2 separate regions of the Homo sapiens genome follow, and region 1 is linked to region 2. The links are chromatin contacts, found by Hi-C or POLR2A ChIA-PET in ENCODE. All regions are on one chromosome and are shown on one strand. The core of a region is the stretch at or near the end of the contact, and the rest is flanking DNA. Distances in the headings are between cores, read along the strand shown. Region 1 overlaps TBC1D22A (TBC1 domain family member 22A). Region 2 overlaps TBC1D22A (TBC1 domain family member 22A).

What was found. A loop is a pair of places that touch in the nucleus more often than their neighbours do. ChIA-PET counts read pairs that join two places held with the same protein, here RNA polymerase II (POLR2A). Pooled maps may share reads with other maps.
Region 1: a map of ascending aorta shows a loop between it and region 2 (4-fold over the local background). The contact joins two enhancer-like sites. A Hi-C loop is called at or near these places in 1 of 168 maps with a recorded cell type or tissue (ascending aorta) and 2 of 50 pooled maps. POLR2A ChIA-PET finds 5 or more read pairs at or near these places in 2 of 52 experiments (HEK293 and activated CD8-positive, alpha-beta memory T cell).

The regions. Positions count from the first base shown.
Region 1 is chr22:46,890,302-46,895,823 of GRCh38, reverse strand. It overlaps TBC1D22A (TBC1 domain family member 22A), which reads right to left. Exons shown (of 13, transcript NM_014346.5): 6 at 4,430-4,558; 7 at 978-1,040. Among named protein-coding and RNA genes, the nearest start is that of TBC1D22A-AS1, 23 kb to the left of the region's middle. Within about 2 kb of position 1,688, at least 5 of the 41 ENCODE cell types and tissues checked have a DNase peak (open chromatin) inside an H3K27ac peak, as active enhancers do.
Region 2 is chr22:46,794,677-46,800,184 of GRCh38, reverse strand. TBC1D22A (TBC1 domain family member 22A) reads right to left here. Exons shown (of 13, transcript NM_014346.5): 4 at 2,565-2,741. Among named protein-coding and RNA genes, the nearest start is that of TBC1D22A, 35 kb to the right of the region's middle. RefSeq lists an enhancer at 1,368-1,868. Within about 2 kb of position 1,909, at least 6 of the 41 ENCODE cell types and tissues checked have a DNase peak (open chromatin) inside an H3K27ac peak, as active enhancers do.

The DNA.
Region 1 (5,522 bases), core at 439-2,938, 96 kb before region 2:
CTCCAGATAACACCCTTCCTAACAGCAAAACATCAGAAACAACCCAAATGTCCAACAGGAAGAAGACGAAGGAGAGTGAGGAATATTTAAATAACAAACTATTATGTAACTAGATACAACAGATTAGCTGAATCTTAGAAAACAATGAGAGACGCCGGGCGCCGTGGCTCACACCTGTAATCCCAGCATTTTGGGAGGCCAAGGCGGGCAGATCACTTGAGGTCAGGAGTTCAAGACCAGCCTGGCCAACAAGGCAAATCCCTATCTCTACAGAAAATACAAAAATTAGCCGGGCGTGGTGGTGGGTGCCTGTAATCCCAGCCCAGGGAGGCTGAGGCAAAAGAATCACCCGAACCCAGGAGGTGGAGGTGGCAGTGAGCCGAGATCATACCACTGTACTCCAGCCTGGGCGACAGAGCAAGACTCTTGTCTCTAAATAAATAAAGGAAAAAAAAACAAGAGGCAGAGACCAGACTACACAAAGAGTTATGCAGCTCCAAAAGACCCAAATTAAATGAATACATTGTGTCCCTACTGTCCCATGAATGAAAGTCACAAAGAATCGTAAACATAAAAGGCAAGAAAGCGTCATCCAGGAAGGGGGTTGCACAGGGGTGGGGGATACACAAGCGGCCTTGGTGCTCTGGGTCAGGCCTGAGGTCAAGGCCATGTTTGTAGCTGGGCAGCACTGGGGGGTTCTGTTTCCTCAATCTGGTGGTGGAACATGAGTGCATACATCCACACATATGTATTACATACATTCTTCGCTGTGTGTCAATATTATACAGTAAAAATATTTAAAGAACAAATAGAAGTCCTGTCAGCAACTGTGTCCACAAGGGCTAGATGCACCGGCAGCTCACCACAGCAACCTTGCTTCTGGGTGAAGCACCTCCGGCTGCGCCCACTGTCTGGTTAGCACAGTGGGCATCAGCCACTCCCAACGAGGGGAACTCCCCACGGCAAGAGCTTCTTACCTCCGTCACCTTGGGCTGCAGGATCAACGCTTCAGGGCTCATGCGAGGGATGTCTATGTGGATCTGGAGAAGCAGGAGAAACGGACATTTATGTTACGTCACAACAAACATCATTACGAGCGATATGATTAAAACAGCAATACTGAGGTAAGTCCTTCCCCGGCCTCTACCCCGCTCTCTCCTTGAGGATTCTCGTTCTCCATGTTACCACCTTCTCCCCTGAAGGAGGTATCCAAAGCCTGTTCTCTCTGAACAGCTCGCCCAGGCCTAGGCGACAGGCTTGCTTGACACTGTCCCTATCCAGCAGCCGTTGCTGCATGATTAGAAACAGAGCAGGCCTCGGCTGCTTAGTAACATCAGCCATAGCAATTAGTAAACATCGATTTTCAGCCTCTGACACAGACAGCAATTCAAGTACATCAATAGTTTACAAGTTTTCAGCTGTGACAGCTTCTTCCTGGACAGAGGCCACATTTTTCTCCACTTTATGAAGTCCTGGGGGAATCTAGAACATTTCTCAAAGGAAGCCTTTGAAAGCCTCTGTTAGTGTCAGCTGGTTCCTGCTTGGCCACCGTCTGACATCAGAGTCATAATAAAGTCCCCAACACTGCAGAGGAGGACACTTGTGGTTCAAGAAGCAACCAAACAAGAGTGTTGTGGGCTTGGCCTGGCATCACAGGCAGGCTCCCGACATCCCACGTGAACATCTCACACTAGCCCACGCTCCCGTTTATCCAGGACAACGGCACCAATGGACTGAGGGAAGACAGGCACATTTTAATGCCAAGGGAGATGCTGCAATTGCATTTCATTTCGCCCCATCCTTGCACATCTCCACAGAGGACTCTAACACCCAGGAGGCTGGGACATCATCACTCTGCCACTTATCACACTGTGGCCAGGCCTCAGTTTCCTTGTCTACAAAATGCCTGCTCCAAGTATCTCAAAACGTTACTGGTGAACATCAAGATTGTGAGTCAACAGCCAAATGGAGTAAGCTGAGGCACACACACACATCTGTGATGCGTGCCAAAGGAGGCCCGCCAGCAGCAGTGCTGCCGAGGAGGAGGAGGAAGAGGAGGAGGCAGAAGCAGCACTACTCTATCCAGACAGGCAGGGCCAAAGGACTGAAGCTGGCCCCATGCAGGAGCCCAGGTGCCAGCAGGGACAAGGGCCCAGGTCTCTCATCAGGGTGTCCTGGCGGCCTAATTGCTCTCCCATACAGTTACACTCGTGTGGACACACATCTGTCCCCAGCATGAGCAGCATAAGCTCCTGCAGGGCAGGAACCAGGTCTGAGCCACCTCTGCATGACCAGGGCCAGCAAAGCCCGCTTACATAGGAGCTCCTGTCACACATTTATTGAGCAGACGAGGCAGCATCCACCAGACCCAACCCCTGCCATCATCCCCATTGTCAGGAGAGGCTCCAACATTAGAGAGGCGGTCCTCCACAAGGCTGGGCAGGTGGGGCTCTGTGCACCCCTCCATCCATCCCGCCTGCCTCCCATCATACACAGAACTGGGCAAATCAGAAAAAGGCCACAAGAGAGCTGACTGAGGGAGGAAAAGACAGACCAGATGAACGTTTAACTCTGACTCCATGTGGCTCTCCATGTGGCTTTGACACAGCATCTTCAGCAGAAGAGTGAGCACATAAAAATCAAATGAAGAAAGGATGGAAAGCAAGCGGGAAACCTGCCGAGGCCACCCCACTCCTGCTGCCTCCACCAGTGTGCAGGGGTGGCATTGCCCACTGCGGGTCAGACGGCTGGTCGGGCTCAGTCCACAGGTCAAACGCCCAAGTGGATGTAAAGGAGAAACCAAGGTCTCCAAACCCCCACCGGGCCCAGCTCTGCCTGAAATGGCGATGGCGAGAACGCAGAAGGCGCAGTTCTAAGAGGCCTCAAAGCATCAGGCAGACAGGAAAAACTACCGCGTTGCCACAGGCGTGTCTCATCTATATTAATGTAGAAATAGTCTGGGAATTCACAATAATCTGGAACCTTTTTATTACCTATCACAGTAACTAAATAAAGATGTATGCAACCTGTTCGTAATTAACTTTCTCTTCCAACACTCATAACAGAATTCCACTTGGTAAAACTCGCAGATAGATGCTAGTGTCATCCTTTGGAAATCTTTTCTGAAATTAAAATGCATTAAAAAATAGGTTCAAAACAACGCCAAATTTATCAATTTCCTAAAACCAGTGGAGTGGCAAAAGAGGCCAGGTAAGCTAATATTTCCTTAAGCAAATCCAAAGTAATCTGTGTATCAAATCAGTTTCCCAGAGTAACTGGGTGGCGGTCCAGTGCGGTCCAGGGGCCCTGATGAGAGACAGAAGGCAACACGGGCCAGGGGCAGCTCCGGCCTGGAAGGAAATGGAGATGGCTGCTTTGCCCCAGCCTCACTCCTAAGCAAGTCACCTTTCCTCCTGCAGCCCTGTGTCCCATCCGTCTTTGAAGCTGCTGTCCAGGAAGGCATTTAACTTAAAGAATCTTTGTTATGTAACAGAGGTAAGGCATATATTTGGACTTTTTTTTTTTTTTACAGATAAAACCAACTAACAAAGAGATGTGGCTATCCCACAACTGAAAGAGAAAATGTGGCAAAGCTCCATCACCTAGAAGCAGGGTTTGCAGAGGGAAACATTCCTGCCGTGCCTCAGGAAACCCAGAAGCTGGTTTCAGATAGCTAAGACAATAATACCAATTAAGAACCACCATTTTGACCTTTCACATATTACAAAGACAGTGAGAATTATAAAGTCCTCAAAGAGCTATTCTAACAGCAAATTCTGGATGTACTGTGAATCATAAATCAATTTTAAGTATTTTCCCATTATGTACATCATCTGTCAACTGACTATTTAAGAAACCATAATTAGACACACTTTATATTAAACTAAATCACAAAATGGTAACTTGGCTACACCTTCTGCTATGATCTGAAGTGTGTCCCCTGCAAAACCAAACTGATGAACACACCTTTCCTGGGTCGGTATCACATCCCTACCTAGACCGAAGAGCCCAGCGCCAGAGAACCCCAGGCAACCTCTCTGTCCTGATGCCATCAGCTAAGTGGTTGGGCCTGGGCCTTTAGGAATGGCCTTTTATTACCAGACAGCAGCTCACTGTGATACAAACTCCCACCATCACCCCAAGGCCGGTCTCAGGAATCCAAGGCATTTATTTTGTAACCTCAATTTAAAATACTCTTTTTACTTTTGTAGAGGGAACTGAAGACAAGCAAGATAGTACTAGCAGAGGAAATTTGCCATTATTTGTTTTAAAATTTATTTATTAGAAAATAAAAATCTGTGAGCTAATCAGGGACCTGCATCTTTAACTCTGACCAACTCCACATGGTTTTGATAAAACATTTCCTCCTATAAATCACAGCAAAGCAAAGTACATCAGGCAACATACGAAAAAAAGAAAGGATTCCCACCTGCCTGTATGTGTCCTGGTGAACTTCGTCGTTCCTAGAATCGTAATAGTGCTCAATAAATGCAAAATATTCTTTTTGTTTTCTCTGGAGAGTGGCTGGTCTCCGGTCTACATTGGCGGGAAGGTAACCCTGGGTGAGAAATAAACAAAAAATATACATGGTTATAGCTAATTCATGGAGTCCCTATTATTAAGCGTGAAATAAAAAGACTTGCATCATACCTAAGCTTGGCATTCTGAAATCTGACACAGAGAGGAGCACAAATTGTGGGAAAAAAGAAACACACACAGAGGAGGTCAGCCAGCTGAACACAATGCAAGCACCACTCCCGACAGCACTCAGGAAGGGGCCTGGGCTTGCGTCCGCAGCCTCCCGGTGCAGGCCCTCCCCACTCACCTGGACAACAGTCCCACAGGCCCTGCAGCAGGTGGGCCCAAGGCTCTTCTACAACAGGGCTGCGAGATGAAACAAGCGCTTCTCTAGAGGCCTCATATACCAGACAGGATTCCAAAGTCTGAACTGTCTTCTAACAGCAACCACGCACACACACCCCACGCACACACACACATATACACGCATGCATATACACACATACGTGTGTACGTACTCTCACTTATGCAAATGTGCTATCTTCAAAGACTCATGGGCCCATGGCAGCTGCAGTCTCAGTACATAAAGGGGACTTGAAGTCAGAAAGGGCCAGGCAGCACAAGGAGGTCACGAAGAGCCTGATTCCTGGGCCAGACTGCCCAGGATTTCATGGTTTCTGTTGCCTTGTTTCTACTTTTTAACTTGACATTATTGACAATATATAGTTGTCCCTAAGTATCTATGGGGGATACCAAAATTCTTAGCTACTCAAGACCCTTATATAAAATGCCATAGTGTTTGCATGTAACTTATGCACATCTGCTTGAATACTTTAAATAATCTCTAGATGACTTATGACACCTGATACAAGGTAAATGCTATGTAAGTAATTGTTATACTGTGTTGTTTTTTATTTATGTTATCTTTTGTTGCACTGTTACCATTTATTTATTTATTCATTTATTTTGAGACAGAGTCTCACTCTGTCGCCCAGGCTGGAGTG
Region 2 (5,508 bases), core at 660-3,159:
TTAGGAATAACCCGCTGCCCAACCGCAGGGGCTGGTGCAGTCAAGTCGGGGGAAATCCATAGGATGGCATGTTACAGGGCACTCTAAAGACTAAGGCGGTTCTCCACGTACGCCATGGGAAAATGTATCATTCCCTTAAAAAGTGAGGTGCACAACTGCCTTGCCGTGCAAGGGGACAAAGAAATACACTGTAGAAATGCACAGACCCCAGAGCATCTCTCTACAGAGCACTTCATCACCAAAGGAAAAAGGGGAGCTCTTCAGTGGAAAGAGCTGGCAGACGCCACCTCAACCAAGTGATCGGAGTCCACATCTTCAACGTGAGGACCCACCAGCACCACGTGCCCCCGCTGTGATGACCAAGGAGAACACGAATCCCTTCAGTGATGTTCCTGCCAAAAATTATCAATCAGAATCTCATTGTGGGCAAACATCAGACAAGCACAAACCAAGGGACATCCCACAAAATCACTGGCCCGTGCTCTGCTAAAGTGTCAAGATGGAAATGCAGAGACCGGCAAAGCTGCTGCGCCAGGTTAGTGGAGAAGACAGAGGCGTGACATCCAAATGGAACGCATGGTCCCCACTGGAGTCTGGACTAAGAAAAAAGAGGGAAAGGACATTACTGGGACAACTGGCAGAATGTGACTATGGACTGTGGATGAAAATAATACAAGTGTTAAAATAGTACTGTGTCAACGTTAAATTTCCTGATTGTGACCCCTGTGCTGTGATGATACTGAGGGAATGTCTTTGTGCTTAGGAAATATGCAGCGAAGGTTTCAGAGGTAAAGGGATATATCTCCAACTGACTCTCAAATGGTTCAGGAAAAAAATGTATATATACACACAAAAACAGGCACACACATGCAGAATGGTAATGGGCAAACGTAAACAATTGGTGATTCTGGGTACAGAGCATATGGGAGTTGTTGGCACTATTCATGCCAACTGTTCTGCAAGTTTGAATTGCATCAACACGAAACGTTTAAAACAACAGATGCATGGGCCATCGCTGGAAGGAGACACCTCGAGCTGTGGAAAGGAAGGGAAGGTGGGGGCTGGGACAGGCCTCATTTTCACATACACCCTGCTGTGCTGTGTCATGTTATAACACATGCAAGTGTTGCTGTTTCAAAAAAAAACAAACATAAGGAAGAAACAACCACCCACTCTGAGAACTCTACTCAGAGCTGTGTCCTTCTAGCCAGGAGACCTTCCAAGAGCCCTCCCCCGCCTCGAGAACACAGCTTCAGCCATGCCCTTTGAACCGCTGCTTCTGCCCGGAAACCCTCTCCCTGCCCTGGGCTTGAGCGTGAAGGCCCGGCTGCTGCAAGCTCCTATATGGCCCCTGCATGGCTCCTGCGTGGCTCCTGGCGGCCCATCCGCGTGCGCCACTCGCCACCTCCTGGCCAAGCCAGGCGTTGCACCTCTGGCTCTTAGAGTGCCACAGTGACACCAGTCATAACTGTGTGATACAGGTTTGTCCCCTCAATGAAGCAATCTCATGACCAAGGCCACATTCCGGTCCTCCCGAGAGCTCCAGCGTCTAGCAAACACCTAGCCAGAGTGGCACTCCACAAAGATGAGATAGGGAAAGGAAGGACGTGGATTCAGCAGGAATTCCACCAGAGGAACTGAAAGCAAGTGCGTTCCACAGAGCCTGGCCACGGCAGTCCACATGGGCACTGCGTGTGCCTGGAAGCAACTCGCGCAGGAAGAGTCACACTGGTGACTGTGCTCTGCCCTGTGGGCCTGCCCCTCTGCCCCAGCCTCACCCCTGCCCCCTTGCAGGGCTCACAGCCTGTCACCCTCTGATGACTGCAAGCCCCATGGTAGGAAAGTACAAAACCAGCAGATTGAGTTGATGGTCACCAGCGCTGTGCCCCCATGAGCCACTGTCTTCAGAATACTGTCAAGAACAAGGATGTCCACCTGGCCAGCCTCGAAGGGCTCACCAAGGGCAGCAATAATAAAGAGTGCAAATGGGACAACAGGAAAACAGAATGGGCCAGGCGTGGTGGATCACGCCTTAAGCCCAGTGCTTTGTGAGGCTGAGGCAGGAGGATCTCTTAAGCCTAGGAGTTCAAGACCAGCCTGGGCAACACAGGCAGACCCGTATCTGTAGAAAAAATTGTTTAAAAAATCTGGTGAGCATGGTGGCACAATCCTGTAGTCCCACATACTCAGGAAGCTGAGGCAGGAGGATTGCTTGAGCCCAGGAATTCCAGGTTGCAGTGAGCTATGATCACACCACTGCACTCCAGCCAGGCAACAGAGTAAGACCTTGTCTCAAATTTTAAAAAAAGAAAACAAAAAGGAACGCAAAATACATTTTCAAATTGCATGGGAAAAACATTAACAAAACTTGTCTAAAGCACAAATTGCTACTACCTTAGTGACTGACTTGAAAATATTACATGAAAACATCACCTTCCTGCAAGGCAAATTACACACGGACGCGTGTGCATTACATAAGCATACATAGAATCCTTTAAGATGTGATCTATTTCAGAAACAGCAAGAAATGTCTGTGTGTGTCCTCCAGAGGGCAGGGTGCTTACCAAGGTCCGTGTTGGGGCCGGCAAGCAGCTGCTTGAACTTGTCGAGCCGGGAGGCCTCTCTTTCGCTCAGCGCTGAGCTGCTGAGAGTGCTGGGGTCAGATGTGCCACCCAGCGTGACGGTGGCCGAGTGTGGGAGAGACTGGGACCTCTGCAGAGGGGCGGCATCGCTGGCACTTTCTGCAGGGGTGAGAGAATGGGGGTGAGGGTGAGGGCGCTCCTCCCGACTACACGTTCCTCCTTGCTGTGCCACTGTCCCTTTGTGAATGCTGATGGGTCCCTTCTTCCCATCACTCAGCAGTGGGGACCTTGGTTTCTTGAGCAATAACATGGAACTGACACCTTTGAAATTCACTCGCTTCACTGGCAGAGTATTATTCACCAACAAAATGGACCACCTTGCATAAAAGCAACACAATGACAGCCAGAAAACTCCAGGGCCCCTCGGGCTGTGTGGAGGTCAGGCTCCCACCAGTGCCTGGGGTGGCAGATCAGGGCCTGCCCAGGTGACATGACCCAGAGGGTCTGTGTAGGACGGTGCCCTCGGGTCAGCCAGGCCTGAGTGCGGAGGGCAAGCCCGTGAGTTACCATGAGGGAAAGGAGAAAGCCTGCAGAGGTGCTGAGGACAGAAGGCAACAGTGGGGACACAGCAGGAACCAGGGCGCTGCGAGGGCTCTCACCTGCCATCTCAAGAGCGTGCCCAACCCCGCCACCTGCCTGGCCCTCCTGGGTCTCACCAGTGCCCTGGGAGGAAGGTCCCACAGGGACCCTCATCCCAAGGAAACAAAGGAAGCCAGACAGGTGAGGGATGGCACCTTCCCAGACCCCACCACAGGCAGTGACCGCAGTGGCACTAGAGTACAAGCTGCCCGCCCTCCCTCCCGCCCTCTGCTGCTGCCCACCATGGCCCCACTGACCCCCAAGACGGACAGGCCCAGGGGGATCCAAGCAGGTGGTGAGACAGCACGTTCCACCCAGCAACCCGGGACCGGGTCAGCCCAAGGGAAGACCCTAAGGCCCTCAGATCACTCAACACTGCCATCCGAGACCAACAAGCAAGAGGCTGGGAAAGGCTCCAAACTCCTGGGTCTAAATCCTGTCTAGCTATCTCATTTTTCAAAAACTGAAAATTAAAGTAGAGTGAAAAATAAACTCCAGGAAATGGAGCCGAAGCAAACGCTGCAGCTGACGGGCCGACATCCACTCCAGCAGCCGCTGAGCAAGGAGGTAGGAGCCGCACTCCCCCGCGCCCTCCTTCCCACAGAGCACCCCCATTTCCCTTATAACCTGGGAGTGGGGGAAAATAATTCACACAGAAACCCTCAGGCTATCCAGGAGCCAGGCAACCTATGGCCTCTGGGCAGAATGTGGCCCAGTTAAATTTCCAGAAAAGTCTGCTAAAGTGGGGACATAGACTTCAGAGTACCGCCCTGTCTCCTCCCCCATCCCCGCTGCCCACTCTCCCTGACTCCCCCCAACCCCCAGGAGGATCTCCTCCCACCAGCCTCAGTGCCCTTGCAGTGATTCCTATTTTGTAGCAGCCGCACACCAAGCAGTGGGCTGGGGCTCCAGCCCGGGGCGTCTGGCTCCAGAGTTTCCGCTGCCGGCCTTACTGCAGACAGGGCTGAGAACCAGCACCTGAGCAGAGGGGAGGACCATGGGTGACAGTGCCCCCTCTCCCTCCTTCAGAGGCTCCTGCTTCAGCAGCACTTACAGTTCCTCAGAGTGAATATTCAGCAGGAAGAGCAGCTGTGCACTGAGTCCCAGAATTAAAGGTGCTCAGCTGGACTTCCCTGTGATCTTCAGAAATGACTGATGTGGTTTCATCAGGACACGTAAGGGGCCGCTCACTCCTGAGCAGAGCCCATAAGTCCATGTCCTAGTGCTGCTGCAAAGCTTAATGAGTTTAGTATCACAGGGACTTGATACTGTACCTGCCACACAGTAAATGATCAATATATGGTATCATTGTCACTATACTGAAGTACTCAAAAAAAGCTTGCCCAGAAAGCAAACACAGGAAAGGTGGCCAACTCCAAGGCAGGCAAGTGGGAGCACAAGGCAATGAGGTCATGGGCCCCCTTCTCCCAGCGCAAGCTGCCTGCAGCATCCTTTGCTTGGCTCTTCCAGGATGAGGCCATCCCAGGGTGACATCCCAGGGTGACATCTCATAGCTCCCCGACCCCAGCTGGTCACAGCCTGAGCCTGCCTCTTGTCAGATCCCCCAGCCACACACCGTGTGGTCCTGCGGTCCTGGCCACTCTCAGCCTGACAGTGCCCTGCATCTTGGGGGTAGGGGGCACGGTGCTGAGAGGCTCACAGAGCTTCAATGTCAGCACCACCCATGAGCAGATGAAGCCAGGGATCCTGCCAACTCCGACTGCCACAGGCTGAAGGGCGCTGCCCAGGACTGGGCCTGCAGAAGGCGGTCAGTGCATGCTTCAGTCAGTCACCAGGTTTCCAAGCCTCCCGCAAAGGCCATCACCAGATTTCCAGTTACGAGTTCAAAGACTTTAAAATTTATTACACTCCAAAAAGAAAACTGATCAAATGAAATCACGCACAGCATTCTCAACTAATGAGAGCTGTAACATTTTAGAAGTTAACCAATTCCTAGAAAGTGGTTTTAAAAACTAGACCTAGGTATGAAACCTAGTTCTCCAGGGTAAAATCAGGCCACCCTAACAATCTCCATCTTCTCAGCTGGAAATGTGGGGAGAGCACCCTAGCCCCCAGAAGACCTTGGAGGGAGGTACCTATGAGGGCCAGTGGCCAATCCAGCTGGACTTCGCCCCTGCCCCTCACCCCCTGCCTCCCAACAGCACCACTGACACGAAGACACCCTGACCTCCCCGTTTCAGATGACACCTGCTCCCCACTGCTCTCAGGGCCACCGCGTTCCCACCCCATTCTCTGCCTCTCTTGACCGTGGCACCTGCTGCCTCCC